Linked DNA regions of Mus musculus: region 2 is linked to region 1. The links are chromatin loops, found by intact Hi-C in ENCODE. Cell type or tissue: left cerebral cortex. All regions are shown on one strand. Each heading gives the region's core, and the rest is flanking DNA. Links, peaks and the distances in the headings are about the cores only. Region 1 overlaps Rras2 (related RAS viral (r-ras) oncogene 2). Region 2 has its middle 34 kb from the start of Rras2.

Region 1 (2,907 bases), core at 91-2,590:
GCTCAGTGAGGAAGTCTGGCCCTGTGTGCACCATCAAGGACTAAGTCTTATGCCCCAAACATGGTTCCCCTGGCTTCCTCATTTACATACTAGCTCCATGCAATAAGCAAAAGACGATAAACATTCTCAGCATATCAAAAAGATAGGAGATGAGACTTTCAGAAGGGGGGGCAGGGGACAACTAACCTCCCCTTTACTGACTGGGACTCACCAAGTGTTCAGCTCCAGCCTGGAAAATTTCACACTGCAGTTCAACGAAAGCAGAGCTCACTAGAGACAACAAAATAAACAAGGACTCCCTCGCTCTCAAGGAGTCTCCCTTGAGGAGGCAAAAAAGGAAGAGGAAGGTGTGTCTTGGAGTGGAGGACATTTGAGTGTTGTTATAGTGGGTTCAGCACAAAGTCCTGCAGAAGCATCTATGAGACATGGGGGAGGGATCCCACAGTCTTCATCATCTCAATGAACAACAAAAACAAAAGACTCAAACTGTAAACGCCTAAAGCAGGGTGACGAGCCCACAGCTGTGATCTAGGTGCTTGGAGGCGGGAGGAGCAGGTGGTCAAGGGCTGGAGAGAGGGCTGAGATTAACTAAGAACTCTGCTCTGCCACAGGGTAGGGGGTTGGTTCCCAGCACCCACTTAGGGCAGCTCACGGCCACCTGCAACTAGCTCCAGAGACTCTGAAGCTCCCTTTTGACCAGGACAGGTATCCCCCAGTGCAGACACGCAGGCATAGAAGTTAGGGACCCCATCCAAAGCCAGGAAGCTAATGGCTACTGGAACTGAATGGCCCCCAAACCTGCCCCCGCCCCCAGCAGCCACCTTCAGAAATATAATGCTGCAAGCAGGGCAGTGCACTTGTGTGGTCCCAGCACTCGGAGCAGAGGCAGGAAAACTGCCCCAAGTTCAAGCCCTAGGTTTAACCAGGGCTCACAGTGAGCCCCAGCCTCAACAGAGGGAGGCAAAGGGGGAAGATGGGAGAGAGGGGAGAAGGGAGAGTGGGGGGAAGGGAGAGAGGGGAGAGAGGGGAAAGAGGGGAGAAAGGGAAGAGAGGAGAGGGGGGAAGAGAGGGGGCAGAGGGGAGAGAGGAAAAGAGAGAAGACAGGGGAGAGAGGGAAAGGGGGAGACAGGGACAGAGGGAAAAAGAGAGAAGACGGGAGACAGGAGGGAAGGAACGAAACACTTCTACTTTCTTCATACGTGTGGAGTAAATGTTCAGATTTTTTCAAGAGTTTCTCCCACACACTCAGTCAACCCTGGCATTTGGCAATGACGCCAAGCTGGCAAGCAGGCAGAGGATGTCCTAGGTCTGGGGGCAGAGCCTCACTCTCTCCTACAACTGCAGATAACAACGGTACCTTAGCCACGAATAATGAAGGATTTCTTCTCCTTGCCCAAGGAGGAGATTTTCAACACATTTATCTCATTCCTGGTATTGAAGTGATCAAAGGCTGGGAACCTCCTGAGGAGCTTTGTAGTAGAGGGACATAAAATGGGTTTTATTTTTCAGAGTTAAAGAAAATAGCTATGTGTGATCAAAACAGCCAAAACCTTCAAAAATAAACCAGCGAAAAGAATCCCACGTGACATTATGAAAAGGATTAGTTCCCTTGACCACAATGTGAGGATCTAAAATTCAGACCTTCATCAACAAGGAGCTGCCCACCCAAAGGGAAAAGGAGCTTGCTGAATAAATGATCTCAAAGAAGACTTAAAAGCTACTAAACAACACGCCTGCAGTCGCAGGTCTACCGTGGGCTAACCATCGTGAAAATGTTTAAACAATAAGGAACGATACCAGAAAAAAAGTCAGTGCGAAGAGTGCAAAGATCAAAGGTTTTCTTCCTGCGTGATTCAATTTGTTTATTTAAGTTGTAGACTGCCCACCCACCACACCCCACAAAAAAGTCGGGTTCACTTGAGGGCTTCACCCTCCTGCTGTTTCCTTTGCAGTGAGGCTGCAGGCACAGGCTGTAATCTGTTCATTGAGCAGAAAGCAACTGAGTGAGACACAAGCGCCTCTGGCACCCCGTGAAACCACAAGAGAGCAGATTCTAGTTTTCCCATGTTCTAACACATCTTTTCAAAGCTGTTTTTCTTCAAGGGCAATACACTTGTCTAGAGTCACGCGATTGGTACCAAAAGCCAAAGGCCAATTGACACTGAAGGCTATAAATTAATCAAAACAAAGATTTTAAAGAGACCTCTGTGTGTGTGTGCCTCATTTACACACACGTTTCTTTAGTGAATTTCAATCTATAAACAAAATAAAAGCACCAGACGCACTTTCCTACAGAAACACGAGCAGTCTTCAGCGCTAAAGTAGACATCAAAAGATTCCTTCACCAGCTTTTTGTTGCTCTTAGGAAAAGTTATCAACTTCGCTAACAGTGAAATGAAGTAAAAAGCCCTCTGGAGAAACTTTTCCAAAACACTTATCAGGAAAAAGAAAATACAAAATAAATTGATTTCAAAGTTCTTTCTTCACAACCTTTACAGCCACAGACAGAGTCATGAAAAGTAGCATGCTGTGGACTAGAGAGATGGCTGCCCCTGGGAACTCCATTTCCAAAGGATTTGGTGCCTTCTTCTGGCCAGAGGACACTTGTACACATACATACATGCGGACAAAACATTCACACACATAAAATACAAATAAATAAATCTAAAAATAAATAGATGTAAAGAAAAAAATAAAGATGTCTGATCTAAAAAGGGAAAGAACTGTAAGCGCAAGTTGACCTCTGTAAGAATATAAGCAACACAAAGATAAAGGTAGACTGCAAACAAGTAGCTTATTGTACTTCTGGTCCCTGGGGAGTGTCAGTCACCCACATGACTCCTGCCACTGACAGGACCCAGGGCAAAGTTTAGGATAGAGGTGGGACTCTACAAGGGTAGCACTAAG
Region 2 (2,907 bases), core at 192-2,691, 64 kb after region 1:
TGGAAATTATGGCTCCTGGCTCCCCCAAATTAGTAGAATTGTATGATTAACACTTCAAAAGACTTTCATCTAGTATTTGTAAGGCTATCTCACTTTGTGAGGTTATCATATAAGTCTGGAGTGAAGTCCTCCTGGTGAATTAAAGGTCTGGGTTCCCTAAAATCCTATACTGAAACCTTTCACTCCTAAGATTACTAACTCTGTAGGTTTGAGTGAGAATGTCCCCCATAGGCTCAGGCATTTGACTATTTGGTCCCCAAGCAGTGCTGCTATGGGAAGGCTGAAGAAGTGTGCCACTGGAGGCAGGCTTTCAGAGTCAGAAGATTATAGGCATTGTTAGTGTGTTCTCTTGGCTTCCTGCTCTTGGTTCAAGACATGAGCACTTAACTTGTTACTCCAGCCTCCACACCGCTGCCTCTGCTCTACCATCATTGGCTCTAACCCCCTGGTATCATAAGCTCAGATAAACTCTCCCATAAGTTGCCTTCCTCATGGTGTTCTACCATAGCAATGGAGAAGTAACGATGTACTAATTCCCTGTAGACTGGGAGACAGTGCCTTTGGGACATGGTTAGGCCACACAAACGGGACCAGTGCCTTTAGAAAAGACCCAAAACCAGATGTGAGGGCATATGTCTGTAATCCCTGAATTTGGGAGGTGGAGAAAGTAAAATCAAGAATTCAAGGCCAGCCTCACCTAGACAGTTAGTTTTAGACAAATCTGGGCTATGTGAGACCCTGTCTCAAAAGAGAGAGAGAGAGAGAGAGAGAGAGAGAGAGAGAAAGGAAGAAAGAGAGAAAGACAATCCCTTGTTGCTCTGTCATGTACAACTCCAGGGAGGAGATGGCCTTGGATGAGGACACTGGCCTTCACTAGATCTCAGTCATGCTAGTATCCTATTCTTGGTCTTCACTAGGCTTGCACACATGGTAATATAGGCCTGGCACACAGTGAGTGTTTATTAGGTCTCTGTGTTCCTACCTCCTTCCCACCACTCCTCTGGCTTCTCCATATCCATCTGCACACATTTGAAGTATGTGAGCCTTAACTACGTACTGTTCACAGAGGAACGGAGGAACCAGACGTCTCCGAGTCTTTCCTTCGTACAGCACTTCTAAGCCAGCCTTCTCCACAGTGATCTGGTCTCCTCCTTCATCCTACAAGCATGACAGATAACACAGAACATTGTCCTGTTGTTCTCTAGTACCACCAGCTCCTTTCCCTCACTGGGAATGCAAACACAGAGAGGCTCTAGGCCATATGCTCACAGCATCAGCTGTGTTTCCATGGTGACCAACCCACCATAACTAGATGTTTCAGCAAAGAGGAGCTGTGACACTGGGGAGCCACAGAATGTGGCAAACTAGCTATTATTGTTTCTGTCACCCCACCCTAAAGACTAAAGCAGGTTGGCTCTGGCTTGAAGAGGTAGGGAAATTTATGTTTGCATAAGTAGGGGACCAAGTTTGAGAGGGCACTTGGCTTCTTATCACAGCAGAAACTGTTTTGTAGTTTAAAATAAATCTAAAAGAAAAATAGAAATTCAATTGAAAATACCACAACATAGGAAACAGCCTGTTGTCATGAGAACAATATGGAGATTTTGATCTAATTCCTCCGAAGAAGGTCAATAAAACTTCATTTTTACAAATCCCGTCATATTTTTCCTCTTAAAAAATTTAAATGTTATGTGTATGTGTGTGTGCCTTAGTGTGCATGTGTGTGTACCACATGCATGTACAAGCATGTGGAGGCAGCTTGCAGAAGTCAATTCTCTCCTGCCACAATTTGGGCTCTGATGATCAAAGCCTGGTCATTGGGTTTTGCAACAAATGCCTCTCCCTGCTGAGCCATCTAGCGGGCTCCTGCCCATTTTTACCTTGTGATGTTTCCCTTTGTGATGGGATTCTTGGGGTCAATCTCAACGTAAATCAAAGAGTCTGACAGGGTAGTTAGACAGTTATTGCCTCATTGTCTACAGAGGCCCCTCCAAGGCTCAGGGATATCAGTAAAACCCAGGACACTTACTGTACATGTAATGCTTTACTTGTGCTTAAAGGAAGACCAAATGGGGCTGGAGAGATGGCTCCAAGGTAGGAGCACTTACTGCTCTTCCAGAGAACCAGGGATCAATTCCTGACACCCACATGGCACCTCACAACTGTCTCTAACACCCTCACACAGACATACATGCAGGCAAAACACCAATGCAGGAGAGAGAGAGAGAGAGAGAGAGAGAGAGAGAGAGAGAGAGAGAGAGAGAGAGAGAGAGAGAAACCTTAAAAAAGAAGACCAAATCTAACCAGGTGGTGGTGGTGCATGCATTTAATCTCAGTTCTGGGGAGTCAGAGGCAGGAGGATCTCTTGAGTCTGAGGCCAGCCTCATCTACAGAGCTACAGAGCAAGTTTCAGGAGAGCCAGGACTGTTACACAGAGAAACTGAGTTTCACAAAACCCAAAGCCCAAAACAAAACAAACAAACAAAACGGAAAACCACAGGTTTGGGAGGTGGCTCAGTCAGTAAACTGTTTTGTAAGAATGAGGACCTGAGGTCAGGTCGTCAGCATCTCCATAAAAGCTGGGCCCAGTATCATGCATCTATACCCAGTGCTGGAATGCAGAAGCAGGCAGCTCTCTGGGAATTGCTGACCATCTTAGCCCAGTAAGCTTCATGTCTAGTGAGGAGCCCTGTCCCAGAAACTAAGACTAAGATCTGAGTGTGGTGGGACTTACCTTTAATCTCAGGGAAGGCAGATGCAAGCAGATCTCTTATGAGTTTGAAGCCAACATGGTTTACTAAGGAGTTCCAGGGCAGGCATTGCTATAGGGTGAGACTCTCCCTATTGCTATCCCCTGCCCTCTCTCTCTCTTCCTCTTCCTCTTCCTCTCTCTCTCTCTCTCTCTTT

What was found. A loop is a pair of places that touch in the nucleus more often than their neighbours do. Peaks named below come from ENCODE experiments on the same cell type or tissue, not always from the same donor. Only the 100,000 strongest peaks of a DNase experiment are listed, where the experiment ranks them.
Region 2: a loop joins it to region 1, with 2.5 times the contacts of the local background. A loop is called at or near these places in 3 of 42 quality-filtered maps.

Annotation. Positions count from the first base shown.
Region 1 is chr7:114,086,251-114,089,157 of GRCm38, forward strand. All of the region lies in intron 1 of Rras2 (related RAS viral (r-ras) oncogene 2), which reads right to left. Among named protein-coding and RNA genes, the nearest start is that of Rras2, 30 kb to the right of the region's middle. In left cerebral cortex, for the core only: no CTCF peak of the experiment used is centred there; DNase peaks (open chromatin) are centred at 1,272 and 2,014; H3K4me3 peaks cover 188 bases.
Region 2 is chr7:114,150,352-114,153,258 of GRCm38, forward strand. No RefSeq gene overlaps it. Among named protein-coding and RNA genes, the nearest start is that of Rras2, 34 kb to the left of the region's middle. In left cerebral cortex, for the core only: no CTCF peak of the experiment used is centred there; DNase peaks (open chromatin) are centred at 1,274 and 1,846; H3K27ac peaks cover 1,916 bases.